Regions from separate parts of the Homo sapiens genome. Here region 2 is linked to region 1. A link is an interaction called in ENCODE POLR2A ChIA-PET data of the cell type or tissue named here. Cell type or tissue: PC-3. All regions are shown on one strand.

Region 1 (8,000 bases):
TATTTATGAAAGGAAATTTTAAGATGCTATATTTATTCAAACAATTAGCCTCTAGCTTAGGAGTGTACATTTCTGCCTGCAGTAGACAGTCTTTTTTTTCCCAGTGACTCCATCATTGCGCAATATTTTTGGAGCGGTCTCCTTTTGTGCAGTCTCTCATTGCTTCGCTTTTATCCCGCAGATCATCATTGGCATCAAGTAGTTTTTCACTCTAAGGGTAAGTTTCTAGTAGAGCTAAACCTAATCTGATTAGTAAATATCCAGAATGAGGTGGGTGATTTGGAGGAACAATCATACATACATACATATATAAAAACACCCGTAAACACACACAAGAAATCCACAGAACATAAACTAAAAGCTAGAACTGTGTTATGATTTCAACAAATTTATGGTATAATGTTTATCTGTCATCACAGAATTTTTCAAACATTTCATCATTCTTACATAAATCTGATTGTCACTAACCCCCTTATGTGAAAGTTCCAATGCACGTAACCCCCCCCCCAAACATTTTATATATGTATAATTTTCACCTTTTTTCTATATCTAGACTATTAAGATTTTTTTTTTTTTGAGATGGGGTCTCACTTTGTCACCCAGGCTGGAGTGCAGTGGCATGATCTCGGCTCACTGCAACCTCTGCCTCCCAGACTCAAGTGATCCTCCTGCCTTAGCCTCCCGAGAAGCTAGGACCACAGGCATGCACCACCATGCTCAGCTACTTTGTGTATTTTTGGCAGAGACAGGGTTTCGCCACGTTGCCCAGGCTGGTCTCGAACTCCCAGTTCAAGCGATCTGCCCGATCCATCTGCCTCGGCCTCCCAGACTGCTAGGATTACAGGCATGAGCCACCGTGCCTGGTCACTAGACTGTTAAGATTTTTGAAAGTCAACTGAGTGTTTTATTTTTTCCTTCAGAAAATATTTTATTCAGCTTTCCATAATAGACAAAAGAAAAAATTCTCACTCTACTGTTTATGAAGCATACCACAAATGTTGATACTTTCTGGCTGTTTCAAATCTTTCGTACACAGTTAACCTAAAACTCTTCAAACATCATCTGAATAAATCTCCTCTCTGATCTTTTCACATGGTCCTGCATGTGACACACATCTTCACCAGAGGCATCTTCCTATTCACTTAGCCTTTTGTAAAAACCAAAAATTCTCGTGCTTGACAATACCCCCAACCACTCTAGTTGCATGAGAAGTACCTCAGTTAAAAACTCAAACTCACAGAAAATGTCATTTGCTTTTTGCCCTAAATAATTCTTTTTGTTTTGATGGAAAATCTGCCCTTCTATTAGCCATTAGCCAATTTGGAAAGCAGTCCTGTTGTGGACTGAAAGAAGCTATAACACATCCATGCTACACTTCTCATTTTCCAGACTTTCAAACACCACTCACATAAATATATCTAAATACTTTACATTTACAGCTCAGAATTATGAGCTAGAAAGCAAAAGATGCATAAGCAAAGCAGATCTCACCTTTGCAGAGGTTTCAAACCATCCGGCAAAGCCATGTTCTTTGCAGAATTGGTCCACCTGGGAAGGACTCTGGCTACTGTCCTTGTTCTGGTCACATTTGTTAGCCAAGAGGACAGCAGGGATAGGGCTGCCATTTGGAAGATGAACTTTACTATCCAGATCACTTTTCCATTTTAAGACTGCCTCAAATGTGGAACTTCTTGATATATCAAAGACTACAAAAGCACCAACAGCTTCCTTGTAGTATACTCGGGTCATGTTGCCAAATCGCTCCTGCCCTAGACATAAATATAAGAAAAAATTAAAAACTTGTAATTCAGACAGAGTCTACATTTAGGTATAACCCCTTTTACCCCAAGAGCAACACTATGAACAAATGTCTTCCATTCCACAGCAATATAACCTGGTGTGATTAAGGCTATCCATACAGACCATGACCCATAGAGCAGATGTGTCTGATAATTTGGTTTAAGTACATAATGAATTAGTTTTATGTTCTGTACAACATATTCTCCATAAAAACCAATATGACAATATTTAAAGCTACAAAGTCTGTCATTTATTCCGACTCGTCTCCCCTTAGTCTAAGAGAAGAGAGGCACTAAAGGAAAACATAAAGCTGGAAGTAGAGGAAGAAGAGACAAGAATAGAAGAAATGAAGCCTGCAGGAAGGAGATAAGTGCAGTGGGTAACATGCTAGTCAAATAGATTAGGGCTGGACATGAGATAAAGTAGTTCATGTTCTCAACTCATCTCTCCTTCATATCTCTAGCCCATACCCACTTCTGACTCAATATGCAAGATTTCACCCCTGTAAGTAGTAGATACATGAAAATCTGTTTCAGAACAAAAGGCACAACTGGTTGTGTTGTTACAAGAAGAATCAATTCCAGGGTTCTTCAAATGTCATTGTACTTTTAAAATAATTTATGTCAAACACTTTGGGAAAAATCTGCTTTGTACATTATATAGGACTTTGCAAAGCGTTCTCTTACTATCTGCTATTGTACTAATCTTTGGCATAGGAAAGACCCTTCTTTTCATCTGACAGATGTAACAACAGGAAAATGGATGCTTGGCCAGGATTATAGTGGCACTGACTAAAGAAGACAGGACTAGAATCCAGGTCTTCTGACTCCCACACACCTATAGAAGTGGGATGCTAGCCTTTCTGAACTATCTTGCAGTTGCCTTGACTTAGTTACTGACTACAGTGTGAAGGAAAAATGATTGGCAATCAATGCACATCTAAGATGTATCACTCTGTTCTATGATAAAGACACTTTCTTCTTGAAACACATGAGCAACAGGCTTTATCTACATTTTATTGACACATTTTCTCTGCACAGATGCAAAGATACCCCAAAATATAAAATTCTTCCTTCTCCAAACTCTACAATGCAATATAATTTTATATATTGTTTTAGGGAATAATGGAAGAAGAATAAAACAATGGTCAAACGTGAATGCATAAATTTAAGGTTTGTTTTGTGATGACTCCTCATATGGTTTAACTGAAGCTGTACTGTAATAGTCCAAAGGTCTAAATTTTACTGTAACAAATGGTCACATATGAAACCCTACTATTATGCTCATATTTTATTGTGATGTAAATCTGACCATTATATAGTTCATTGGCTCATAATGCTGACATTTATAAAAACTTACATGATATGCCAACTGTTCAAAATCGCTATTCTGCAGAAAGACTATATGCATTGAAATGATTCAGACTCCAATTTCAAATGCAGTGCACACATTACCAACCACTTCCATTTTTATATATTTTAATTATTGAATATGAAAAGACTAAGCAACAAGATATGACAGTCTTAAATTAGGAAATTGAAAAAGTAAGATTTCAAGATAATTACATGGTAATAAACTATTCCTTTGGACTATATCTTTAATTTAGAAAAGAGAGTGGGGTGACAAATGAGTAAAAGAACAGTTAGAAACCTAGAAGTTAACAAAGAGTTGTTAAACTTTAGTGACTGTTGCTTTTTTTTTTTTTTTTTTGTGAATCATCTGTAAATTTCAAGTATTTCCTTTTACTCGTGCTCATGAAAGATGATAGGAGAGTTGTGAAAAAAAAGACAAAGGGATATTACTAGGTATACTAATCGACAAAGTATAAGATGCAGCAAGGCAATCAGGATCCACATTCTATTTTGGATGGGAATCAAAACAATGTAAAATAAGTTTAGGCATAAATTATATAGTTTATATCTTCCAAGCACACATTTTATGCTTGGGTAAATATTATTTATATGAACTTCAGAGCAGACTGTTCCCAATTTGTCCTTTGGCCCAAAGGAGAGTTACTCATTCAGATTTTTATTAAAAAATGTTGATCCTAAAAAGCAAATCACTCAGTCAATACATGAAGGCTAAAGTATACTAGACCTAAATGGACAAACTTGTTTTTTTAAGATTTAACCTAGACCAGTCTTTCAATTTGCCTGAAAAATGCTATAGTGACTAATAAGCAATAAGCATATAATAGTAAACCAAATACTACTTTACCTACACTGAGCATTAAAAGGAAGATCAGAGACATCTCTTGCTATATCTTGAGTATGCATTTATTAAGATCTCTGTAAAGTGTTATCAAAGACTTCAAGATTTTAGTATATTTCAGTTATGTTTTGAGCAGCAGTCCTAAAGTACGTGTGAGTTAAGAGATGGCAATTGTCTAACACAAAAACTGCACTAAACTGCATCTGTATTTTAAAGCCAGATTCCTTCAATGCCGTAAGAACAGATTTGTGTATCTGAGGATCACAGTGGTTCTTAACCTGAAGAGTTCAGCTGAATCTGCTTAGCTACATGTGTAGAAAACATTTGATAATTCTAGCCTATCATACTTGCCACAGCTTTCAAGCATAGAGATTCGTCATAATTTCTTCACTACCTCGCCCTCTCACTGAAGCAACCAAAAAAAAAAAAAAAAAAAAAACCTAACTAGTAAAAACACCACACCTTAACTTAGTTATGGCAAGTAGCTGGCTCTATCTACTATTGTGCAATCAAAGAATATTTCTATTATTTGAGAATTAAATATGATCCAACTTTGTTACTACATAAGGCAAGTATGCTTAGCCCTGGGGGAAGTTTGTGGAGCAGCCATCAGTTTGCCTTCATTACATCATCATTACTTAATTCAAATGGTATGAGCTGAGATTCACTAGTAGCTCAAATATTCAAATCAAACAGTTAGTAATGTAGCTCTCCAAACTTTAGGCTAAGGATTTTTTGTTTTGTTTTGCTTTTTTTGGTCTCTAAAACAGTTTTTTTTGTTTTTTTTTTGTTTTTGGTCTCTCACTAAGCTATTTTTCTCCCTCATATTCAGAGATATTAAAATTCTATCTCTGAAAATCTTACTTATAATGTGAGCCTAATAATTTCTATAAATTTACCTCTAATTTTGTAAATTGCTGGTCTGTACTTGCTGTATGGGACAACAATACCTGTTGAAACAATATCTAACATCCAGAAATCCCTTTTGGAGATCTTAAACTTTTGTTTTCCTTCCTGGCAAAACTCAAGCTTTGGATTTAGTGAAAAGTACAAGGATATCCCATCTAGGCAGATGTTTATCAGAGTCTGATAAAAAACTAGATATGACCCCTTCCTGTCATTCGAGGTCTGTGATTAATAAAAAAAGAAGAGGTGATACCAGAAAGAAAATTTGTATCTTACTCCTGCTTTTACTTTCTCAAGTTTCTAACTATAAACACTTAAAAATCTAGTTACTCATACTGATTTACCAGCAGTGGGACCCAATCGTAGTTTAATAACAAAATGCCATAATTTACATAAAGAGTAAGGCAAGGTCAATCACCCTTGTAAGCAAGGTTTTAAAACCATCTTTGTGAAAAACCTCAGCTATGCTGCAGATTCCTGGAGAATGACCGTCACATGGTAAGGCAACCTTTAGAATCCATGACTTTGTCAAGAAGCAGAAATACTGCTCATTAGGGTTCTGTGCAACGGCAGGAAGTGTTTCGAAAAAACTTCTGGCTTCAAAGATGACTTTTCAAACGAACTTTTGGTTTTTGGTAACAAAAAACAACAACAAAAAGCTGAGTCCCTGGCTGATTACTCCTTTTTTCTGAGCAACTGAGTTGCATACAGTTATTCTCCTGTCTGAGGGACAGAAATGTGCTCTTAAATGAATGAGTTATAGGTTACAATTATTTACTACTCTTTCTTATGTAACAAGCTATAAATGACAAGAGCACTACCTGGCAGACAGACAGTAGACCTGTGATCCCCCCAACCACTCTGCTACCAGCCAGGTAGCTATACCCTCCATGGGCTTCAGTGTAGGGACTGTAGAATGAAGGGTGGCCTCAGGTGTCCTCTAACCCTAAACCAGCTCCCATTCTAATGCTGTACTGCAGACTGTGCTTCTTAACACCTGTAATGATTGAACAGAGTAATTTTCGTACTTTTTTTTTTTTTTTCTGAGATAGGGTCTCACTCTGTTGACCAGGCTGGAGTACAGCAGTGAGAACACAGCTCACTGAAGCCTTGACCTCTCCTAGGGTCAAGTGATCCTCCTGCCTCAGGCTCCTGAGTAGCTGGGACTACAGGCACGCACGACCACACTTGTCTAATTTTTTGTATGTATGTATGTATATATGTATGTATGTATTTTGTAGAGACAGGGTCTCACTAACAGCCCAGGCTGGTCTCGAACTCCTGTGCTCATGCGATCCTCCAGTCTAGGCCTTCCAAAGTGCTGGGATTACAGGCGTGAGCCACTGGCACTTGGCTTGGTACCATTTCTATGAACTTTCCAATAGTTAACATCATCTTTAAAACGCCCACTCCCAACCACCACACCAGGCAAAGTTCAAGTGTTCATAAATCAGAGCAGAGGGAAATGTACCCCCTCAAACAGAACAAATGAAAGCAAATGGCAGAGAAACACTGTATTGAGGAGTGGGGGGGGGGCGGGGGGGGGCGAGGGCACCAGGGATGGGACTAGGTGTTGGTTTAGCAAGAGAGGAAGGGGTGAGTGTAAGGTTTCAGAAAAGCTTTCCCAAATCTTCACGGAGTGTCTGTCCTCGGCTTCCGATGAGAGCAAAGTATTTGAGGAATGGAGTTTCCCTCACAAAGGCCAGTCTCAGAGCCAAGGCGGGTGGTGGAAAATGATCTGGAAAGGAACCTGGCTTTTGGTCTTGGTGGTGTCACTAACTAGGAGTGCAGCTTCGGGTTAAGTCACCCAATCCCTCTGAACTTGAGTTGAGGCTGAGAGGCGCCGGCCCGCTCCAAAGCAGCCTTCTCAACTAGTCCTGGTGTATGTATGATATACTTGCATTATTCAGAGTTCAAACTTCTGGAAAAGGCCCCCTGGCCTCCTCGCCTCCCTTCAGGAGAGCGAGCTCTGGCGTGCAGGACCTGCTCCAACTCCTACTGCCCATCCCATCCTCTGGGCCCCACCGAGTCCAGCCGACCGCGTCCATCGCATCTCGCCCTTGGATTGGGCCTCTCTCTTCTCCTAAAGGTACCCAGGCAGACGAGTTCAGGCAGAAAAGAAAAAGAAAAGAAGCAGAGAGGAGCCAGGCGGCCCGGCGGGGCTCTGGAGTGGGAAACTCGCGGCCGCGCTTACCCGCGATGTCCCACAGCTGCAGGCGCACCAGAGTCCTGCTGTCCCAGTTGAGGACCTTGAGGGCGAAGTCCACCCCGATGGTGGCCCGGTAGTGCTGGGAGAAGAGCTGGTGGACGTAGCGCTTGATGATGCTGGTCTTGCCCACGCCAAGCTCGCCGATCACCAGCACCTTGAAGAGGTGCTCGCGGGTCTCGGGCGCTGGGGCGGCGGCCGCCCCCAGGCCGGGGTCCCCGGCTCCTCCGCCCGCCATGAGCGCTGCGGCTGTCGGGCGCGCCTCGACTCCGAGTCTGGCCCCCTGCCCGGCCTCGCGCTCTGCCGCCGCGCCCCCGGCGGCCGCGGAAACTCCCCCGAGGCCGGCCAGCCCTCCGCCGCGCCCGCTGACGCCGCCTGACCGGTCACAGGACCCAGAACCCGCCAGTGCTCGCGGCCCGGGCGGGGCCAGACGAGGGCAGGGCCGGACGAGGGCAGGGCCTGGCGCCGGCTTGGGGAGGACCCTGCGCGAGGCGGCTCCCGCCCTGCGCCTCTGAAGCCCGGCCGGGCCCAACTGGACTTCCTCTCCCGGGCGGCGCCTCCGAAGCCCGGCCGGGCCCAGCTGGACTTCCTCTCCCGGGCGGCGCCTCCTGGCGGTCGCGGCGCGGAGGGAGGCCCAGACGCCCGCTGGTGGGCCTCCGGGGAGCCGGCCTGGAGCCTTTATGGGCCCCGGAGGTTCACTGGGGGCCTGAGGAGGCGCCGAGGTCGCTGAGCCCCCCCCGGGGCCGGGGTCGGCGTGGGGTCCGGGCCCAGCCTGGAAGCCTCTGGCCTGGAAATCCACCTCCTGCCCTACTCTCCCCGCAGGGAGAGCCACACTTGCGGGCCTTGGCTTGGGTCGCGAGCAGTCCCCTTTAGATGG
Region 2 (8,000 bases), 590 kb after region 1:
GTTGACCATAGCCAAGGATTGATTTTAATCCATCACCTGCACATTCATAAGTGAAGCACGGGCTAAGGGAATAGAATTCTCATGATTGACTTAAACAAGCACTGTCTGATACATAGACTTTTTGCAATTATGTGAATGCTCTATATTTGTGCTGTCCAGTACAGTAGCCACTAGTCACATAGCGCTACTGAGCACATGGGGCTAGTGAGACTGAAGAGCTGAGTTTATAACATTTAATTTTATTTATAGTCATGCATCACTTAATGATGGGGCTGTGTTTTGAGGAATGCATCATAGGCAAGTTTGTTGTGTGAACATCTTAAGAGTATACTTACACAAACCTAGGTGGTACCGCCAGCCTACTACACACCTAGGCTCTATGGTACAGCCTGCTGCTCCTAGGCTACAAACCTGTACAGTATATTCGGTACTGGATACTGTAGGCAGTTGTCACACCGTAGTATTTGTATATTTAAACATATTTAAATATAGAAAATGTACAATAAAGATATGGTATAAAAGATAAAAAATAGTACACCTTTGTGGGGTACTTAGCATGAATGCAGCTTATAACACTGAAGGTTGCTCTGGGTTAGTCAGGGAGTGAATGTGAAGGCCTGGGACATTACTGTACACTTCTGTAGACTTTGTAAACACTGTACACTTATGCTACACAAAGTTTATTAAAAAATAAAGTAATGCGGCTAGGCGCGGTGGCTCACGCCTGTAGTCCCAGCACTTTGGGAGGCTGAGGCATGCAGATCTTGAGTTCAGGAGTTCAAAACCATCCTGGCTAACACATGAAACCCCGTCTCTACTAAAAATACAAAAAAAAAGTTAGCTGGGCATAGTGGCAGGCGCCTGTAGTCCCAGCTACTCAGGAGGCTGAGGCAGGAGAATGGCATGAACCCAGGAGGTGGAGCTTGCAGTGAGCAGAGATCACGCCACTGCACTCCAGCTGGGCAACAGAGTGAGTCTCTATCTCAATAAATAAATAAATAAATAAATGCATTATGATGTTACAATGGCTATGATGTCACTAGTCCATAGGAATTTTTCAGCTCCCTTATGGAACCACTGTAATATTTGGTCCCTCATTGACCAAAATGTCATTATACAATGCATAACTGTATTGAAAGTTAAGTAGTCACATGCAGCCAATAACTACCTTATTGGATTTGCTTTGGCCAATAGTAGCTAGAAACTACTTCCTTGGAGGTGCCAAGGAAATCACTTCCTTTGAATCATAGGGCCACCTTGTTCCTAAATAAAGGTTCAGTCATCAGGGAAGGAGGATAGACCTTAGGCAGGTAAATAATGTCACTTTAGTTTCTTTTATGGTTATTGGTCTATTCATATTTTCCTTCTTGGGCCAGTTTTGTTCATTTGTATTTTGTTAGCAAAATTTTATCACTTTATAATTTATCATTTTATCTAGATTTTTCAGATTTATTGAATAAAGTTATACTTAATATTAAAATTTCTAAATCTCGTGCATCTTTTTGTTTTTGCTCTTTAAATCAACTTTATGATATAATTTATGTATAAGAAAATTCAATTTAAAGTATATAATTTGATGAGTTTTGACAGATGTATACTCTGCAATCATGTGTTGAACATTTATGTCACCCCAAAGCCTGCCTTCCTGCTCCTTTACTGTCAGTCACCTCTTTATACTTCCTTGCCCCTGGTAACCACTCATCTACTTTCTGCAATCAGGTTTTTGCCATTTCTAGAATTTCATGTAAATGGAATCATATAGTATATAGTCTTTCACATCTAGCTTTCTTCAGTTTAGCATAATGCTTTAACAGTTCATTCAGGTTATTTTACAGAAGTCTCTTTTTATCACAGAATAGTATTCCATTGTGTGACTATGCCACAATTTGTCCATTCACCAGTTGATGGACATTTGGGTTTTCTTCCAGTTTGGGGCTTTTAATAGTAAAGCTGTTAACATTCAAGTTTAAATTTTTGTGGATTTATGTTTTGATTTCTCTTGGATAAATACCTAAGAGAGGGATTACTAGGCTGCATAGTAAGTTATATTCAATTTTATTAGAAACTGATACTTTTCCAAAGTGACTGTGCTGTGTTCAAATGTTGGAGAGTTCAGTTCTGTTTGAGCCATACTCTCAGTGTTTTAAATTTTTGACTATTTTAGTATATGAATAGTGGCATCTCATTGTGATTTGTGGGTTGAATTTGTATTGCTTTAATGACTGATGCTGGTGAAAATATTTTCATATGCTTATTTTACACTTATAGGTCATCTTTGGTGAAATGTCTATTCAAAATTTTTGACTTTTTTAAATGTTTGTCTTACTATTAATTTGTGAGAGTTCTTTATATATTCTGCAAACATATCCTTCATCAGATACTTGATTTGCTAATATTTTCTCCCATCTGTGACTTGCTGTCATATTTTGATGACAGTATCTTTTGAAGAACCAAAATATTTAATTTTGATGAAACTTAGTTTATCATATTCTTACATAGTCTATGGTTTTTGTTTCCTGCTTAAAAATTTTTGTGCCTTTTTTTTGGGCTAATCCAATGTCATTTAGGTTTTCTCCTCTGTTTTCTTTGAGAAGTTTTAGTTTTAGCTTTTATAGTTTATTATCTATTTTTAGTTAATTCTTACATTTTAGGAGGTAAAGCTTCATTTCATTGCATATTGGTATCCATTTACTAAAAGGATACCTTTCCCATTGACTGCCTCTGAACTTCTTTCAAAAATCAATTGACCATCCATGTGTGGGTCCACTACAGGACATTTCCCTTGATCTATATGTTGGTCTTTACACCACTACTGCACCATTTTTATTTCTTTTGACATATGTCTTGGAATCAGTGTAAGTCATTCAACTTTATTTTTCTTTTCTAAAATTATATTGACTTTCCTGTATTGTAGGCATTTTAGTATAAATTTTAACATCAGGTTGTCAGTTTCTACAGAACAAACCTGTTGGAATTTTGAATGGGATTGCTTTTCTATAGGTCAGTACTAAGAAATTGACATCTGAACATTTTGAGTCTTCTAGTCCATGAACATAGTACACTGTATAGATCTCTGATTATACTGTTATACTATTTTCTAAATTTTTATGTATGCTTGAAAATTTTCAGAATGAAAGTATAGTAAGTTATCTTTTACAGAAATTTAAAAATCAAGAAAAAAGTTTACTATATTTATACACATATTTTTTGTTTTTGCTTTTTATTTCCTTGTGTGTGGATCCAGATTTCCATCTGATGTCATATTTCTTCTACCCAAGCGCTTCTTACATTACTTAGATTGTAGGTATACAGGTGATAAGTCCTTTTGGCTTTTGTTGATCTTTTTTTCACCTTCATTTTTGAAAGATATTTTGCTGGGTTTAGAGCTGTGGGGTGGGAGCAGTGTCTAAACCAGAGAAATAGGGCCAATCTGGAGAGAAGTCCTCACTTTTCAGTAATTTAATTATGGCATACCTTATTGTGATTGTTCTTTATGTTTGCCCTGATTGGGTTTCATTGAGCTTCTTGGTTTTCTGAGTTGATGGTTTTTATAGAAGTTGGAAAATTTTCATGCATGATTTTTTCAAAAAGTTTTTTGTATCCTTTCCATTCTTTGCTGCTGAGATTCCAGTTTTATGCATGTTTGACTCCTTAACATTGTCTAGTAGGTTTCTGATGTTCTATTTATTGTTTTTTCAGTCTTTGTTTATCTCTACTTCATTTTTGACAGTTTCTGTTGTTACTGTTGTTTCCATTGTTTAAGCTTATTCTGCTTCTTTTTTTCTTTGCCATTTCTAATCTGCTGGTAATCTCATACAATGTGTTTTTCGTTTTAGATGTTGCATTTCCATCTGCATAAATTCTATAGGAGTCACTTGTATATCTATCATTTTTCTTTGTCATATTCATGTTTTCCTCTACCTTTAACATATTGAGAATATTTACAGTAGCTGTTTGAATGTTTGTTTCTGCTAATTATATCATCTGTGTCTTTTCTGGGGCTTTTTGATTTTTTTCTTGTAATGGGTCTTATTTTTCTGTTTTATTTTCATTTTTTTTGCGTGCCTGATAATTTTAGATTTGATGCCAGACATTTGTGTTGGATTTTGTTTCGCTCTTTTAAGTATTGTTGGGCTTTGTTCTGAGGGGCAGTTAAATTACTTGGGATTGAGAGATTTACCTTCCTATTATATTGCTTATTAAATGTATTTCTACAATTTATTTTATTTTATACAACAAATTGCCTTTACTATTAAAGACTAGCAAAACCATTAGAATTTATTTGATAAATGAGATTATGGTTAATATGTTCATTCCTTAGTCATAATGACCTGGTAAAAAAATTACTCATTGCCTTATATCTCACAGAAGATTTCATATTATGTTTATGGGCTATGAATTTATGCTGAATTTCTCATCTGGTAACCCTTAAATACTAAATCATCTCTTGTTATACCTCCTGTTGTTTCATTTGTCCTCTAGAGTTCACAGTTACCAGCCAAGAAAACTTGAAAATGAGCAGCCGACGGAAACGTGCTCCTCCAGTGAGGGTAGATGAGGAAAAGAGGCAGCAGCTTCATTGGAATATGCATGAGGACAGAAGGAATGAACCTATCATCATAAGTGATGATGACGAGCAGCCCTGCCCAGGTTCAGATACCTCTTCTGCTCATTATATCATTCTAAGTGATAGTCTAAAGGAAGAAGTGGCTCACAGAGATAAGAAGAGGTGTTCAAAAGTGGTGAGCTTCTCAAAACCAATTGAAAAAGAAGAGACTGTTGGTATTTTTTCCCCTTTGTCTGTAAAGTTAAATATTGTGATTTCTCCCTATCATTTTGATAATTCCTGGAAAGCATTTCTAGGAGAATTAACTCTTCAGCTTCTTCCTGCACAGAGTTTAATTGAAAATTTTTCCGAAAGGAGTATTACATTGATGAGTTCAGAGTCAAGCAATCAGTTCCTGATTTATGTTCATTCAAAAGGTGAAGATGTAGAGAAACAAAAAAAAGAACCGATGAGTATTTGTGACAAGGGTATTCTGGTGGAGTCATCCTTCAGTGGTGAAATGTTAGAAGATTTGGGGTGGCTACAAAAGAAGAGAAGAATAAAACTCTATCAGAAACCAGAAGGAAATCACATTATCAAGGTACTCAGTTTTTTGTGGTGTCTTTTTTGAGGCTCTTCTACATTGGCAGTCCAATTTTAAATTAACTTGTGAGAGAAGTCTGAAAAGCCAGCAATAAGCCTTTCATTGTTAAGTTTCAAAGTACACTTTAAGCTTTTAATAACTATTCAAAGTATGTTACAACTAATCATTTTCAGGCTACACTTTTTCAAGATCTTCCATCTCTACTTTCAGTGACTTGTTTTGGTCCTCATCATCAGTTCCTCTTACTGCAGCAGTCATTTAACCATTTATCTGTTTGCTATTTTGCCTTTTCAAATGCTTCGATTTTGTCTCTGGAATTGTATGATTGAATGCAAATGAAATTCTACCCATTACTGCCTACAGAATTAAGTATAATCTTTCTAATCTGGCACACAAGTTCCTCCCTTGACAAGCCCTTGAGCCTTACCCTTTATTACTCTGCTTTTTATTTTGTCCCAGAAACTCCAAATTGATTTATTTTCTCCATATACCACACTGACTTTCTGCGTCTTTGCTTTTGTTCTTATAGTTCCTTCTGCTTGAGTTGTTCCCTTCCCCTTCCCTGGTAATTCCTGGTTATTCTTTAATATTTAGTATAGCATTTAATTCACCCAGGGAGATCGTTTCTTAAATCTATTGGTAGTATTATGTGCCCTCTCCTCAGAATCTCTGGTAGATTTTTTTTTTTGGCCTTGGCGGCTTGTCACATACTTAACATTTTAGATCATTCCCCTCTGCTAAACTATGAAGCCTTTCATCTTTACAGCCTAGTAAAGTACCTGGTACCTAAATTTTCAGTAGATGAATGAATAAATTTGTAATTTATTTCAGTCTCTGTCATTCACTGGCCAAATAACTTTATGTGAATCATTTAAATGCTCTAATTTCAGTTTCTTTATGAAATGTAAATAATACCCATTCTTCTTACAGCATAGAATTGTGTTGAAAATCAGGCCAGATAATGTAAGAAAGTATACTTTGTAAACTGTGAAGCAAGTTAATATGCTTTTATGCTAAACCTGAAAATTTAAAATGTTAATTTCATGTTGTTTAACTGAAAACTGTCTCATATATTTCTTGCATCGATAACCTTAGTTATAGTTTTAGAATTGTCAGAAGGAAAGGAGAACATTTAGAATTATTAGACTCCAATTAATTTTTCCCTGTACAGTGAAACTATGTAATCAAACATTCCCTCTCTTTACTGATTTTGCCAAAATTGTGGCTCAGTGATAACAAGTATGTAACAATTTATGACTCACATATCTGTGTTCTATCTACGTTCCCTACAGACCAAGTGTTAATCTATTCTGTTTTTCCTGATCCTGAATTTTACAAATATTTAAACATTTATTGCTGCTGTAGTAAGACATCACCAAGCGAGCCAAGACAGAATACTAGCAGTAATGAAATACACTCTTTGTCATTCATTTCTGTGTAAGGCTGGTGGATTCCTGTTCTGTAGTGAAAGAATATGAGATTCTCAGTGATTAGGGAGTCAGGTACAACATAGTCAACATGAAGTAAAGGGAATTAACATTTATTGAGTGTCTACCATTAGAAACTTTTATAGTTATATTATTTAAGATGGACTTCTCTCCATTTTGTAAATGAGAACACTTAGGTCAAAATCAATAGGTTATTTTTCTCAAATTCATTTAGCTTCCAAATATCAATGCCAGTATTCAAAATCAAGTCTTTCAACTGTAAAACTTCATACCACATTGCTTCACTAGGGTCAAAATATTAACATTAATCAAGGTCTGTTTTTTTACACGTTTTAGTGTTTGATTCAGTAATGAGGATGCCCAAACCTAACTGTGCAGAAGATTCCTAGCATGTATGTCATAATCTTCTGGGGAAATCGGCATTTTTAACAAACTTGACTGATTAATTCATCAGTTTTGGGAATCATTGCATTGGTAGATAGAACTAGGTGTTCTTATCACATTCTCCCAGGTTCGATTTCAGTTAGGGGAATATTTTTTTCCAGCAACTCGAATTGTACATTGTAGGCACTTACATTTATAATTTGTTAGTGAAAATGAAACACGTGGGGGAAATTTGGTAGGCATGTATTTATTGTTTGTGTCACACATGCTATGAATACCTTTAAAAGTAGTGATGCTAATTTTTTCTTGCTTATGTCCTCATAAAGAATGGTATATTTCAAATGAAACTACTTTTATTTTGATTAATTGTTTTTAGGTTGGAATTTATCTTTTGGAAGCTGGCCTAGCAAAACTAGACTTCTTGAGTGATGCAAATTCAAGAATGAAAAAGTTCAATCAGCTCATGAAGAAAGTAATGGAAAAGTTACACAATTCTATTATTCCAGGTAATATTTACAGTAAACTTAAAAATTGCTATTACTTAGGAGTTGTGAGTTTTTTCCTCTAACCCCTGGACATAACAATCAGAAAAACAGCTAATAAAGCCATAATAAAAATTAAATGATTATATGGCAAATTATACTTATTTGAAATGCACCCACTAATATAATTTGTTTCTTTGGTTAACTCTGTGCTTACCTTATATTAAATATTAAAGAAATATTTGCGGAGTCAATATGCAAGTCAAAAGGCAGAGTCTAAAGGGATCTGAGCTGGTTGGGATTTTTGCATTATTCCTGTGCTTTTATTTTGTCATGGGCCAGAAATTCTTGGCTGGCGTTTATTCCACCTCTCCTTTGCAGTCTGACAAATAATTTCAAAAGCCTGGTTCCCATAAAGACCAGATAACTTTGCTCTGTTTCTTGGCAAGACGTTGCATCTTTGGTCAGGACTGCAGATTCAGAGTTGTCTGCCATTGGTCACCTTGGGAGAGTGTGGATGGCTTGGTGCAGCTCAT

The links. Peaks named below come from ENCODE experiments on the same cell type or tissue, not always from the same donor. Only the 100,000 strongest peaks of a DNase experiment are listed, where the experiment ranks them.
Region 2: POLR2A ChIA-PET joins it to region 1 with 11 read pairs; 6 of 35 experiments call an interaction of 5 or more read pairs at or near these places.

The regions. Positions count from the first base shown.
Region 1 is chr6:146,543,233-146,551,232 of GRCh38, reverse strand. It overlaps RAB32 (RAB32, member RAS oncogene family), which reads right to left and starts at 7,400. Exons shown (of 3, transcript NM_006834.5): 1 at 7,112-7,400; 2 at 1,492-1,769. The coding sequence starts at 7,361. RefSeq lists a silencer at 7,447-7,826. In PC-3, a CTCF peak has its summit at 7,750 (motif pointing left); DNase peaks (open chromatin) are centred at 4,592 and 7,672; H3K4me3 peaks cover 4,395 bases; H3K27ac peaks cover 2,378 bases.
Region 2 is chr6:145,951,837-145,959,836 of GRCh38, reverse strand. SHPRH (SNF2 histone linker PHD RING helicase) reads left to right here. Exons shown (of 30, transcript NM_001042683.3): 2 at 4,483-5,147; 3 at 7,359-7,488. The coding sequence starts at 4,515. Among named protein-coding and RNA genes, the nearest start is that of SHPRH, 8.5 kb to the left of the region's middle. In PC-3, no CTCF peak of the experiment used is centred here; no DNase peak of the experiment used is centred here.